4 separate regions of the Homo sapiens genome follow, and regions 1, 3 and 4 are each linked to region 2. The links are chromatin contacts, found by Hi-C or POLR2A ChIA-PET in ENCODE. All regions are on one chromosome and are shown on one strand. Each heading gives the region's core, a stretch centred on a gene start or an enhancer-like site at or near the end of the contact. The rest is flanking DNA. Distances are from core to core; before and after follow the strand shown. Region 1 holds the start of ZNF444 (zinc finger protein 444). Region 2 holds the start of MYADM (myeloid associated differentiation marker). Region 3 holds the start of SPACA6 (sperm acrosome associated 6). Region 4 holds the start of C19orf84 (chromosome 19 open reading frame 84).

What was found. A loop is a pair of places that touch in the nucleus more often than their neighbours do. ChIA-PET counts read pairs that join two places held with the same protein, here RNA polymerase II (POLR2A). Pooled maps may share reads with other maps.
Region 1: a map of naive thymus-derived CD4-positive, alpha-beta T cell shows a loop between it and region 2 (7-fold over the local background). The contact joins the promoter of ZNF444 here to the promoter of MYADM in region 2. A Hi-C loop is called at or near these places in 1 of 168 maps with a recorded cell type or tissue (naive thymus-derived CD4-positive, alpha-beta T cell), 1 of 37 single-sample maps with no recorded cell type and 13 of 50 pooled maps. POLR2A ChIA-PET finds 5 or more read pairs at or near these places in 2 of 52 experiments (B cell and PC-9).
Region 3: a map of CD4-positive, alpha-beta memory T cell shows a loop between it and region 2 (7-fold over the local background). The contact joins the promoter of SPACA6 here to the promoter of MYADM in region 2. A Hi-C loop is called at or near these places in 7 of 168 maps with a recorded cell type or tissue (CD4-positive, alpha-beta T cell, CD4-positive, alpha-beta memory T cell, aorta and 4 more) and 19 of 50 pooled maps. POLR2A ChIA-PET finds 5 or more read pairs at or near these places in 3 of 52 experiments (CD4-positive, alpha-beta memory T cell, HepG2 and endothelial cell of umbilical vein).
Region 4: a loop to region 2 is called in a map with no recorded cell type, with 8 times the contacts of the local background. The contact joins the promoter of C19orf84 here to the promoter of MYADM in region 2. A Hi-C loop is called at or near these places in 2 of 37 single-sample maps with no recorded cell type and 7 of 50 pooled maps. POLR2A ChIA-PET finds 5 or more read pairs at or near these places in 1 of 52 experiments (activated CD8-positive, alpha-beta memory T cell).

Annotation. Positions count from the first base shown.
Region 1 is chr19:56,139,731-56,142,595 of GRCh38, reverse strand. It overlaps ZNF444 (zinc finger protein 444), which reads right to left and starts at 1,309. Exons shown (of 5, transcript NM_018337.4): 1 at 1,239-1,309. RefSeq lists enhancers at 1,347-1,486, 1,517-1,846.
Region 2 is chr19:53,866,633-53,869,383 of GRCh38, reverse strand. It overlaps MYADM (myeloid associated differentiation marker), which reads right to left and starts at 1,501. Exons shown (of 3, transcript NM_138373.5): 1 at 1,441-1,501. It overlaps MYADM-AS1 (MYADM antisense RNA 1), which reads left to right and starts at 277. Exons shown (of 3, transcript NR_184033.1): 1 at 277-475. RefSeq lists enhancers at 1-611, 1,721-2,696.
Region 3 is chr19:51,691,889-51,694,588 of GRCh38, reverse strand. SPACA6 (sperm acrosome associated 6) reads right to left here and starts at 1,259. Exons shown (of 9, transcript NM_001316972.2): 1 at 849-1,259; 2 at 34-111. The coding sequence starts at 1,062. It overlaps SPACA6-AS1 (SPACA6 antisense RNA 1), which reads left to right and starts at 1,133. Exons shown (of 2, transcript NR_108100.1): 1 at 1,133-1,955. It overlaps MIR99B (microRNA 99b), which reads right to left and starts at 1,977; the gene lies at 1,908-1,977. MIRLET7E (microRNA let-7e) reads right to left here and starts at 1,803; the gene lies at 1,725-1,803. It also overlaps MIR125A.
Region 4 is chr19:51,389,227-51,392,209 of GRCh38, reverse strand. C19orf84 (chromosome 19 open reading frame 84) reads left to right here and starts at 1,619. Exons shown (of 2, transcript NM_001193623.2): 1 at 1,619-1,732; 2 at 2,701-2,983. The coding sequence starts at 1,698.

The DNA.
Region 1 (2,865 bases), core at 60-2,559, 2.3 Mb before region 2:
ACCTCGACATTAATGGCACTTGTGTCGTGGCGGGCTATCCTGTGCAACATACGATGTCTACCAGCATCTCTGCCTCTTTTCATGAGATGCCAGTAGCACTTCCCAAGTTGGAAAAACCAAAAAAAAAGTCTCCAGACATTGCCACATGTCCCCTGGGGGACAAAACCACTCCTGGTTGAGAGCCGCTGGCCCACTGGACAAATATTTACCTACGGCACAAAGGCTCTGGGGCAAATTCCAGCTCTGCCTCCTACCAGCTCTGTGTCCTTGGACGAGGTACAAGGCACCTTTTGTAATACCCTGTATCTCCATTTCGTTGACTGTAAAGTGATAGAAGGAGAACAAAAATGCTGAGAACCACACCTGGCTAGTAAGTGTCCAGTCAGACTTAGGGTTACTTTGTCGAAGTTTCCCTGCGAGGTGCCCAGGGGACACTGCTATGAACACGCACGCAGATTAAAATACTAAGTATACATTGGAATAGGCGTTAAAATCGGATATAGAGGAGGGTGACTCCATCCTGACTGGGGTAGAGGTGGCGGGGGTCAACTTCATTTGACAATAAACAGAGTTTCTAAGCACTTTACACATATTACCGAAGGTAATAATGCCTTGCAACAAGCTAAAAAGGCAGATGCTCCGCACTGAGAAAGCAGCAAAACAGAGCAACGATTCTTATCTTCAGGAATCTCACAACTCTGTAAAAGTTGCACTTGTAGAAGCAGCGCGCAAAACGAGCCACCTGCGCCGTATCTACGTTACAACAATAACCATCGTCCCCGGAAGCCCCTTCCCGCAAACCTTTCCGAAGGGGTCCGGTCCCGGCGCCCCCAGACTCCTTTGTAGGGTCCAGCTTCCCACTCAGCTTTCATCTCACAGCCCACCCTCTGCTAGGGTCCCCTTCCCCTCCCCCACCTGTCCCTCCCCCGTCCCGCCCCTCCCCCTCCCCCAGGCGCCCCTCCCCCGTCCTCTCCCTCAGCATTTCTCTCCCGCGTTCAGGACCTCGAGGATCCACGACCCCCTCCCACTATCCACCCCTCCCCCTCTCCAAGTCCCTCCCCCTCTAGTTCCCTCTCCCAGCCCCTTCCCCATCACTCAGCCCCCTTCTCCTCCCCTCCCCGCAAGTCTCCCATCTTTCCCTCCTGAGGCCCCCGGCGCCCCTCTTCCCATCCAACCTCTGGTCCCTCCCTCGTCCAACCGCCCCCACCCAATCCCTCCCTCCTTCCCCCCTCGCTCACCTCACTCTCTCAGGCGAGGCCCCCCAAGCCCCCTCACCTCCCCGCACATGCGCACAAAGCTCGCCGGGACTCCATGCCCCAGCAGGCTTTGCGCCAAACTCCCCCGTCCCCCTCCCCCAATCCCATACTCCGAGCCGCTCGTTCAGCCCAACAACTCCCCATGAAGCCCCGGCCTCACCCCGAACTACAACTCCCAGGAAGCATCGCGGCAAAGGCGGCTGCCAATTGGCCCTCGCCTGGGGACCGCCTTACTCCTGTTTGTCACCGCGTGGCGTCTTCGCCAACACTGGAACTACATTTCCCAAGATACGCGAAAGCGTCGTCTGCAGCCTATTTGGCCTTGACGGCGCAAATGTCGCGGGCTGTCTGAGCGCGACAGGCTTTGGACTACATTTCCCAGAATGCACGAGGAGGCTTCCCAGTGGTCTGCGCGCGGGCCCTGGACATGCGCAGAAGTGCCGGGAAAAAAAGAGGGAGGAGGAGGAGGAGCCATGGCGGCGTTGTTGTGGAGATCAGGGGAGGCCGGGCACCGCCGGGCATTTGGGAGGTGGGGCCTCCGGAGCTCTAGAAGCTGGCAAGCGAAGAGGAGGAGGAGGAGGAGACCAGGCTAGAGTTCTGCGCCAATCAGGAGTGCAGGCTACGTCTCCTTGACTACGGATCGCATTTTTTTTTGTCCTCCCTCTCCACCCGGGCAGAACTTAAGGGCCGATGTCGGTGCCAGGAATCAGGACGTGAGCAGGCTGCCCTCCTGTTCCGGGGTGGGCAGTGGCTCAGGAGGGGGCCAGCGCGGGGGCCTCGGTTTGGCTCTTCCTGTGTGTGAACCTGGACAGGACACCGCCCTCTCTTTAGCCTCAGTTTCCCCTGGGGTGAATTGGGGGACAGCGCTACCTGCCACGCGTCCTCGCTGTGCCCCTATTGGACAGACTACTGCCCCGTCCTGAGGCCTCAGTTTCTGCATCTCAGAACTGTGAAGAAGCATATTTGGATTTTAGAGCAGACAGACATCCTAAGAGATCAGCTGAAGTTTTTATCTAGACAGTTCCAGACCTGATTATGGCTCATACAAGCCCTACCCCAGCCCGCAGCGTATTTCCTCCTCCGTACAACAAGGATAAGAGAATCCCCCTCCCATCCTCCACCTCCCCGGCTGATCTGAAGACTCCGCGCCATAAAAACGAAGACAGTGGCTTACCCATAACAAGCATTCATTACATGGAAGTTGTTCGTCTTATATTCATAAATGAACAACTTTCCCCAGGTTTCACAAGCGATGAGTGGCTGACTCAGAACTTTGTGACCAGTTTGCCCACGGTGGCCTAATCTGCCCTGGCCCACCTGTCTACCACTGTCTTCTCCTCGTGTTTAATGAGTTCCAGTCATGCCTCCTTTCTGCTCCTAGAGCACGCTGATCTTCTTCCCACTCATATCCGATGGCCTACTTGACATCTCCTCTTGGATTTCTTAATAGGCATCTCAAACCTAAGGTGGGCAGTAGATAATTTTTCACTCTCTCCCCCACCTTGCGAAGAAATTTGTTCCTTCCCATTACTCCACCATCTTAGAAAGCAAGTCCATCTTCACCCAAATGTTGAGGCCAAAAATAGAAAAGCAGCCCTTGATTCTTTTT
Region 2 (2,751 bases), core at 252-2,751:
GGACCAGGAGGCGGTGCCCGGACCCCCGCCCGCCTCCGGGGCTGCCCGCCCTCTCCCGGATTTCCGGGGGGTGGGGACCCCGACTCTCAGGGTTGGAGGCCTGCATTTCTGGATCCCTATAAACATGGGCTGAGAGCCCCCCCAAGAGCATCTCTAAGACCGGAGTGGGCAGGGACCCGGGCCTCTGAGGGGCTCAGGCTCCAGGCCGGAAACTGCACGCGGTGCTGGCGTCAGGCCCGAGGCCCAGCTACGCCTCCCACGGCCTCCCTAATCGCCATTCGGGGCTTGCGGGAGCACCTGGGAGGCTCCACCCGGAGCCAGACACTGCCTGCCCCCACGCCCCTCCAGGACCCTCGAAGGAGAAGGAAATCGGGACTGGCCCAGCGTCCCGTGCTCTAGAAGGCGGGCTACTGCCCCGTCCCAAGCAGGGGAGGAGGACGAGCGAGGGCGTCACTCATTCTGTCCCCCGCGGAAGGTGGGCTAGCCGCGGAGGGGGGCGCGCAGGGGAGGGGGGCGCGCCGAGGGGAGGGGAGGGGAGGGGTCCACCCCGCCCTTAGGGCCTCCAGCCATCGCCCGAGATCAGAGCTCAGGAATGCGCAGCCAGACCCTGGAGGGTGAGGAAACACCCCTCCGGGATTCCTCGCAGCGCACCCGACTCTCCGGGCCACACCCAGCCCCTCAGTGTCCTCCCTCGTCCACTCCAGACGCCACACCCATCGCTCACGCTGAGAATCGGGCCCCGGAACCCCAGCTTCGGCTCTCGGCACCCAGAGGTGCGGGACGCAGCCCTGTCTTCTCCTCCTTTCCCAGCTCCTTCTGCACTTCGGAAGCACGGGGCTGGATCTTAACACCCCCCTCCCTCGGCCTTTCAGGAGCCCAAAGTTCCGATTCTGTCTGTCCCCTGGATGGGGAGGGGTCAGTAATTCTGAATTCCTTCCATTCTCATTCCCAAACCCAGGACACCTAACCCTAAGCGCTTCCCCTCCTAAAGGACCTCCACGTACCAGATTCCAGCCTCCAACTAGGGCACCTACGAGTCCCCATCTCTCTACTCCCGCAGACCCAGCCCCTCCTCCCTCAGACTCAGGAGTCCAGGCCCAGCTCCTCCTCCCTCAGACCCAGGAGTCCAGGCCCTCAGCCCCTCCTCCCTCGGACCCAGGAGTCCAGACCCCCCAGCCCCTCCTGCCTCGGACCCGGGAGTCCAGACCCCCAGCCCCTCCTCCCTCAGACCCCGGAGTCCAGGTCCCCTTCCCCACTCTTCCAGACGTATGACCTCCACAGTCCAGGTCCTCAGCCCTCTCCTCTGCAGAACCCCAAGAATCCTGGCCCAGCCCCAGTCTTTCTAGGGACCCAGACATTCTGAGACCCAGCCCATTCCTCTCTCTGGCCATAAAGACCCTAGACTGTTGCTTATGCCCTCTGGGGTCCCCACAACCTCACCTCAGGCAGCCAGTGGCGACTGCGGCTGAAGCAAAGACGACAGCGGCAGCTGGAAGGGTCTGAGGGCTGGGTGGGGTTGGAGGGCTGGGGAGCCAGCGCGGGCGGGACGGGGGCGGGGCCGGGGCGGGGCGCAGCTCCGGCTAGGGCGGTGGACAGGGACTTCCCCGAGTCTGGGCTATCCCAGCCCCGCCCCGAGGCGGGGCCAAGAGCAGACCACGCCCCCCAGAGTAAAAGTAGCGTGGAGCTCCCGCCCCACCCCAGTGAGCAGGGTGGAGGGCTGAGGTCACGGTTGCCGTGGTGACAAAACAGGAAGACACAACAGCTGGCGGCGTGGAGACTCCTGGGGGCTGCCCTCCTCGACACAGCCCTAGAGGAGTCTCCCGGGTAGGCCAGGGAAGACCGTTACCATAGAAACCCCGCATGTTTAGGGTTTGTTTAGTGCAGAGCCCCCCAGCTCAGGTCCCCGCCCCCGTCTCACCTCACTCCTTTCTTCCGCTCCCTTCCTACCCCCTCCTTCCTGGTCTGTTCCGCCCCCACCCCTTCCTTGCCGGATGAAACCTTAGACACCTGGGTCGCAGCGGATTGGGGGACCAGGCCCCTCAGTTCAATGGGGGGGCTAGGATCTCTGTCTCTTGGAGCCCTGAGGGAGAGCAGAATTGAGAGCAGTATTCCTGGGCTTTAGGTGGTTCTGGGCTACGATCCCTGACTGATGGGTCTCCCCAAGAAACAGAGGCTAGATTCCTGTATTTAAGGACTTGAAGGGGCGGCAAAATGCTCCCCTAGTACCCACTGGCACCGGGCGCCGCAGGGTAAGGGACTCGGGCTGGACGCAGGTCTCAGATATCACAGTGGATAGGGGTGGGGTGTGTTGGGGGCAAAATTCCTGGGAGCTAGCGCGGTAGCAGTTGGGGGCCCGGATTCCTGGGCTCCACAGGATGCCTAGGCTGAGGCCCAGATTCTTGGCTCAAAAGAACAATCAGGCCTGGGCGCGGTGGCTCACGCCTGTAATCCCAGCATTTCGGGAGGCTGAGGAGGGAGGATCCCTTGAGCCCAGGAGTTCGAGACCAGCCTGGGCAACATAAGGAGACTCTGCTCTATTAAAAATAAATCATCATGATCATCATAATAGAACCATTAAAGCTCAGACTCGGGTTTTCCGAGCAGGTGTTGCAAGCCTAGCCGCCTGGGTCTGGAAGGCAGCGATATTTTTGGCCTACATTCCTGACTCCTGGATGGAGGGAGGGACTCAGAATTTTAATGAGGATGGGGCTGGGGCTGGGGCTTGGGGCTCTGGATTCACGGATCCTGCAA
Region 3 (2,700 bases), core at 10-2,509, 2.2 Mb after region 2:
ACATCTCCCATCTCCCCATCCCCACACACTCACCCTGGGCAGCAGCCAGCTCCTGCAGGGCATGGGTCATCTGGGTGAAGGTGTCATGCAGGTGGCTTCTCTCATCATAGTCTGGCGGTGAGGGAGGGAGCAGGGGCTGGGGGAGGCAGCTCCCCGCAACACCATGTCCCTAATGCGAACATTCTGTTTCTGAGTCTCTGCCCTCCCAAGTCTGTATCCTCCCCTCTCTGACTCTTTGCCCCACAGTCGCTATGCTTCCTGAGTCCCTCCCAAGTCTCTATCCTCCCTGAGTCTCTGCCCCCGACCAGTCGCTATCCTGCTTCCCCTAGTCTCTGCCTCATCTCTGTCCTCCTCTCTCTGGGTTTCCATCCTCTTTGAGTCTCCATCTTCCACCCTCTGAGTCTCCATCCTCCCCTCTCTGGGTCTCTATTCCCTCTCCAGTCTCCAACCTCTCCTGACTCTCCATCCTCCCCTTTCTATGAGTCTCCATCCTCCTGACTCTCCATCCTCCCGAGTGTCCATCCTCCCCTCTCTGACTCTCCATACTCCTGAGTCTCCATCTTTCCGAGTCTCCATCTTCCTCTCTCTCTGAGTCTCCATCCTCCCCCTCTCTGAGTCTCCATCTTCCCCTCTCTGACTCTCCATCCTCCCCTCTCTGAGTCTTTGCCCTGCTGTCTTCCCCTGTCTGTGTCTCTCTGTCCCTAAGTCTCTGTTGTTCTCATGGTCTTTGAGCCTTTCTCCTCTGACTGTTTCTCTCTGTCTGTCCCTCAGCCTGACCCTCTGGGCCTCTCCTGCCCTCCCTCTGCACCTTCCCCAGGACACTGATGAAGTGTGGATGGTCTCCTCACTGATTTCGGTGTCAGAGAGGCCCTGGAAGGCGGCCGTGAAGGCCTCCTCACACTCTTCAAGCTTGGGGCTCCGCATCCCAACAAACATCTGGCAGATGCGGAGGCGCTCAGAGTAGGTTGTGAAGCAGAGGAGACAGGCCCAGGCGGGCACCCTGAAGACAGCCAGGGCCAGCAGGGCAGACGGGACGGCACTGGCCAGAGCCAGCAGGGCCATCGTGTGGGTCTCAAGGCCAGGGGAGAAGCTAGTAACCTTTATGAAGTCACCACAGGGCGGGGGAAGGGCCAGTGGTCTGGGGTCAGAGGTCAGGTTTCAGTTGGTGGTCAAATGTCATGCTCTGGAGGAAGGGTATGAGGAGTCAGGGGTCAGAAGTCAGGCCAGCAATTCCCCAGGTGTGTGGTTGGGCCAGACGCCAGGCTCCCAAGAACCTCACCTGTGACCCTGGATGTCCTCACAGGTTAAAGGGTCTCAGGGACCTAGAGACTGGCAACATGGTGTGCGGTGGCCCGGTAGACCCTGGGGTGGGGGTCAGAGATGGAGATAGGCACAGAGACATTCTGAGAGCCAGAGACAGAAAGACCAAAAACGACAGAAATAGAGACACAGAGAGATATCGGGAGGGGCAGAGACCTAGAAAGCCAGAATAAGAGGGAGTCAGAGGATCCACTGTGAAAGAGACACAGAAGCCACAGAGACACAGCAGAGATGGAGACAGACAGGGAAGGAAAACAGATTTCAGGGGAAGGAGGGGATGCAGGGACAAGGACAGAAAAGAGCCCGGCTCTTCCTCCCAGGGTCCCTGGGGCAGCCCAGTGGGGCTAAGGGTCCCTGAGTGGGGCTGGGGGTCCCCGCCGGGCCCCGTCCCGTGCAGGGCGCAGCCTGGGGAAAGCTAGGAGGCCGTATAGTGATCTCCTTGGGTGTCCTCCTCAACTATACAACCTCCTACCTCAGCCCGGGGGGCGCGGCAGGTGGACAGACCCGACAGACAGACAGACAGGGACCAGGAGGACCAGGGATGAGGGGGAGGGCCGGGGAGGCCCCAGCCGCGATGGTGAGCCCCCGACACGGACCCACAGACACGAGCTTGTGTGCGGCGAAGGCCCCGCAAGGTCGGTTCTACGGGTGGGTGCCAGGACCCAGGAGTCCGGGCCCCCGGCCCCTCCTCCCCAAGGAACCCAGGAGTCCAGGCCCTCAGCCCCTTCCTCATCAGGGACCCTGGAGTCAAGGCTCTCATCCCCCTCCTCCCTAAAGAACCCAGAAGTCTAGGCCCTTCCTCACCACAGACCCAGGAATCCAGGCCTCTGGCCCTTTTCTCCCCAAATGTTCCTGGAATCCAAGGACTCAGCCCCTTCCTCCCTCAGACTCATGAGTCCAGATCCAAAGCCTCCTTCTCCCCAGAGACCCAGGAGTCCCTGCCCCCAGCCCCTCCTCCCTCCGGCCAGGCAGGCCTCCTGGGGAAGGCATGGCCTGATAGAAAACCTGGCTTCCTGGGTGCCGGCTGGGAGGGAACCTCATTTGTCTCGTAATTTGGCCCTTTGGGCACACCTGCTTCCTACCTACCCTCCTGTCAGTCTGCAGAGACTCCAGGCCCAGGGCTAAGGAGGCCAGGGGCTAGCCAACCATCAGAGCCTCCCTAGGTGCTTTCTTTCCTCTCTCCTCCCTTCTTTGGGTCATTTACAACTATGACAGCCACAATCTCCCAGCGCTGACCCCATACCAGGCCCTGAGCACCAGTCCTCTCCCTGACACCTCCCACTCCAGAGAGCGAGGTGCCCTCAGCATCCCCATTTGGCAGGTGAGGGGGCTGAGCCTCAGAGAGGGGAAGAGGCTCCCAAAGTCTGCCCAGCCCCATCT
Region 4 (2,983 bases), core at 370-2,869, 2.5 Mb after region 2:
GTGATTCTCCTGCCTCAGCCTCCCAAGTAGCTGGGACTACAGGCATGCCCCACCATGCCTGGCTAATTTTTGTATTTTTATTTATTTATTTATTTATTTTATTTATTTTTGAGACAGGGTCTCACTCTGTTGCCCAGGCTGGAGTGCAGCGGCACGATCTCAGCTCACTGCAACCTCTGCCTCCCAGGTTCAAGCGATTCTCCTGCCTCAGCCTCTCGAATAGCTGGGATTACAGGTGCCTGCCACCACGCCCAGCTAATTTTTGTATTTTTAGTACAGATGGGGTTTCACCATCTTGGCCAGGCTGGTCTCAAACTCTTGACCTCAAGTGATCCGTCCACCTCGGCCTCCCAAAATGCTGGGATTACAGGCGTGAGCCACCGGGCCAGGCCCCTAACCACGTTATCTGCTCTATCTCCCTACCTCGGTGACTCTATATCCTCTTGCCCTGATTTGACATCTTCAGGTACATATTCTTACAGAATATATGCTATGTATGTCTCGTCTGTCTCCCTTACAAGCATGCAAGTTTCCTGAGAGTAGGGGCCATGTCTATTCTGTCCCGTGTGCAGCCTGGAGCCCAAATCATAGCAGGCATTGAATATTTCTTAAATGAATGCATGTAATAATGACGATTGCTTCTCAGCAAAACACTGTCACAACCACCAGCAATAACAATAAGTAAATCTCATGTGTTCAGCCTAATTGTGGTCCAGATTCTGTGTCTACTAATACACAAGTAATATCACAAGAACCTGGACAGTAATATTAGCCCCATTTCTCAGATGGAGAAACTAGGGCATAGAGAGTAGAAGCACCTAAAGTAACAAAGCAAGTTAGAGACACGGCACCTAGTAGAACCCAGCGCCTAGAATGGCTAAGACCTCCAGACCATCTACCACGCCCTCTGCCCTAGGGAGTGTCCACATTTCCCTACCTAAAACGTCCCTTGAGTCCTAAAGAATCTGTCTTGAGGATATGGCAGGAATAAAGAGAGAGAAAGACAGAGAGAGAGAGAGAAGGGGGCAGGGGTCCCGGGACTACTGAATCTGAGAGAGGAAGGGGGCTGGGGAACCAGAGTACGGGGTCTGAAGAAGGAGGGGCTGGAGCCTGGACTCCCGGGTCTGAAGGAGGAGTGGCTAGGACCCTAGACTTCCGGGTCTGAGGGAGGAGGGGGCTGGGGATCTGGACTCCTAGGTCTTAGGGAGGAGGAACTGGGGATCTGAACTCCCGGGTCTGAGGGAGGAAGAGCTGGGGATCTGGACTCCCGGGTCTGAGGGAGGAGGGGCTGGGGCCCTAGACTTCCGGGTCTGAGGGAGGAGGGGGCTGGGGATCTAGACTCTTGGGTCTTAGGGAGGAGCTGGGGATCTGGACTCCTGGGTCTGAGGGAGGAAGAGCTGGGGATCTGGACTCCTGGGTCTGAGCGAGGAGGAGCTGGGGATCTGGACTCCTGGGTCTGAGGGAGGAGGGGCTACAGGGTGCTGGAGGCCTTAAGTAAGTGATCTTGGGGAACTAGATCCAGGTCCCCGCCTGAGCTCTTTCTTTTGGGATCCCGGATAACTCCGCGAGCCACGCCCCATTTCTGACCCGGCCAAGCCCCGCCTCTCTCGGCCTCGGCCCCTCCCCAACCTTCCCGGGCCCCCGAAGGATCTCGGAGGCGAAGTTGCTAGAAGATACGTAAGAGGGCCCCAGTGGAGATGGAACAACCAAAGGACGGGGCTGGGCCTGAAGGGTGAGACAAACAAAGACCTCCTGAGAGGGGGACAGAGACCCAGAGAGAGGAGGGGACAGAGAAAACGAGAGAGAAAGGGCGCGCTGAACAGACCTGCATAGAGAATCAGGAAAAACAAAAAAGGCTCAGGTATCATCACATAGGTACAGAATCTTAGAAGATCTTGGTGAGAGTTGAGCGAGATACTTAGAAACAGGCGGAGGCCGGGTGCAGTGGCTTATGCCTGTAATCCCAGCACTTTGGGAGGCCGAGGCGGGTGGATCACATGAGGTCGGGAGTTCGAGACCAGCCTGACCAACATGGAGAAATCTGTCTCTCCTAAAAATACAAAATTAGACGGGCGTGGTGGTGCGTGCCTGTAATCCCAGGTACTCGACAGGCTGAGGCAGGAGAATCGCTTGAACCCGAGAGGCAGAGGTTGCGTTGAGCCAAGTTAGCGCCATTGCACTCCAGTCTGGGCAACAAGAGTGAAACCCCATCTCAAAAAAAAAAAAGAGCTAGAAACAGATACTCATCGAACAGAAATTTCCAAGAATAAACCAAGAAATGTGAAGACTCCAGGGATCCCCAGAAGGCTGGAGAAATCGTAGCTGTCCACTGTTTTAGCACTTACCAGACCCAGCGCTGTCATACGCACCTTTGATACCATCCAAAGCCATCTGTGACTATAAACAAATTAAGGTTCGGAATAGGAAAATGATTTGTCCAAAGATACACCACCAAAAGCGAGGCCACCAGGAATTGGAACTGAGTTCTGTCTGGTGCCGAAGTTCATGGCAGAGCTGTCTGTTTCTTTAGAGAGACCCGGGTTAGAAACAAAAAGAGAGAAGCGGGGGAGGAAGTCACAGGTGGGCACTGAGGATGGAGAGATGGCTGCCTTCTGCAGAGGTGCAGAGACAGCCTGGCAGCGAGAAACAAGAAAGTACGGAGACGCTGAGCCCCACTGACCTGTCTTTTTGTTGTTCTAGGAACAACCTGTCCCTGCCGTCATCTGGGACCGAGCCATGGCCCCCTGCGCCTCTCCCAGCCCCTCCACCCTTGCTCCTGAACTCCACAGACCCCACCCACCTGGGGCTCCCGGAGAGCGTGGCCTCTGTCACCGTGCCCATACGCCTGGACACCCTCTCCTGCCTCCTGCACAGCGCCCTGCTGGGGGCCTACACCTTCCAACAGGCCTTGCCCTCTTGCCCCTGCTGCTCCCAGGCAGGCCACTCCCAGCCGGGGGCAGTTAGGAGGCCTCCCAGGGGACGC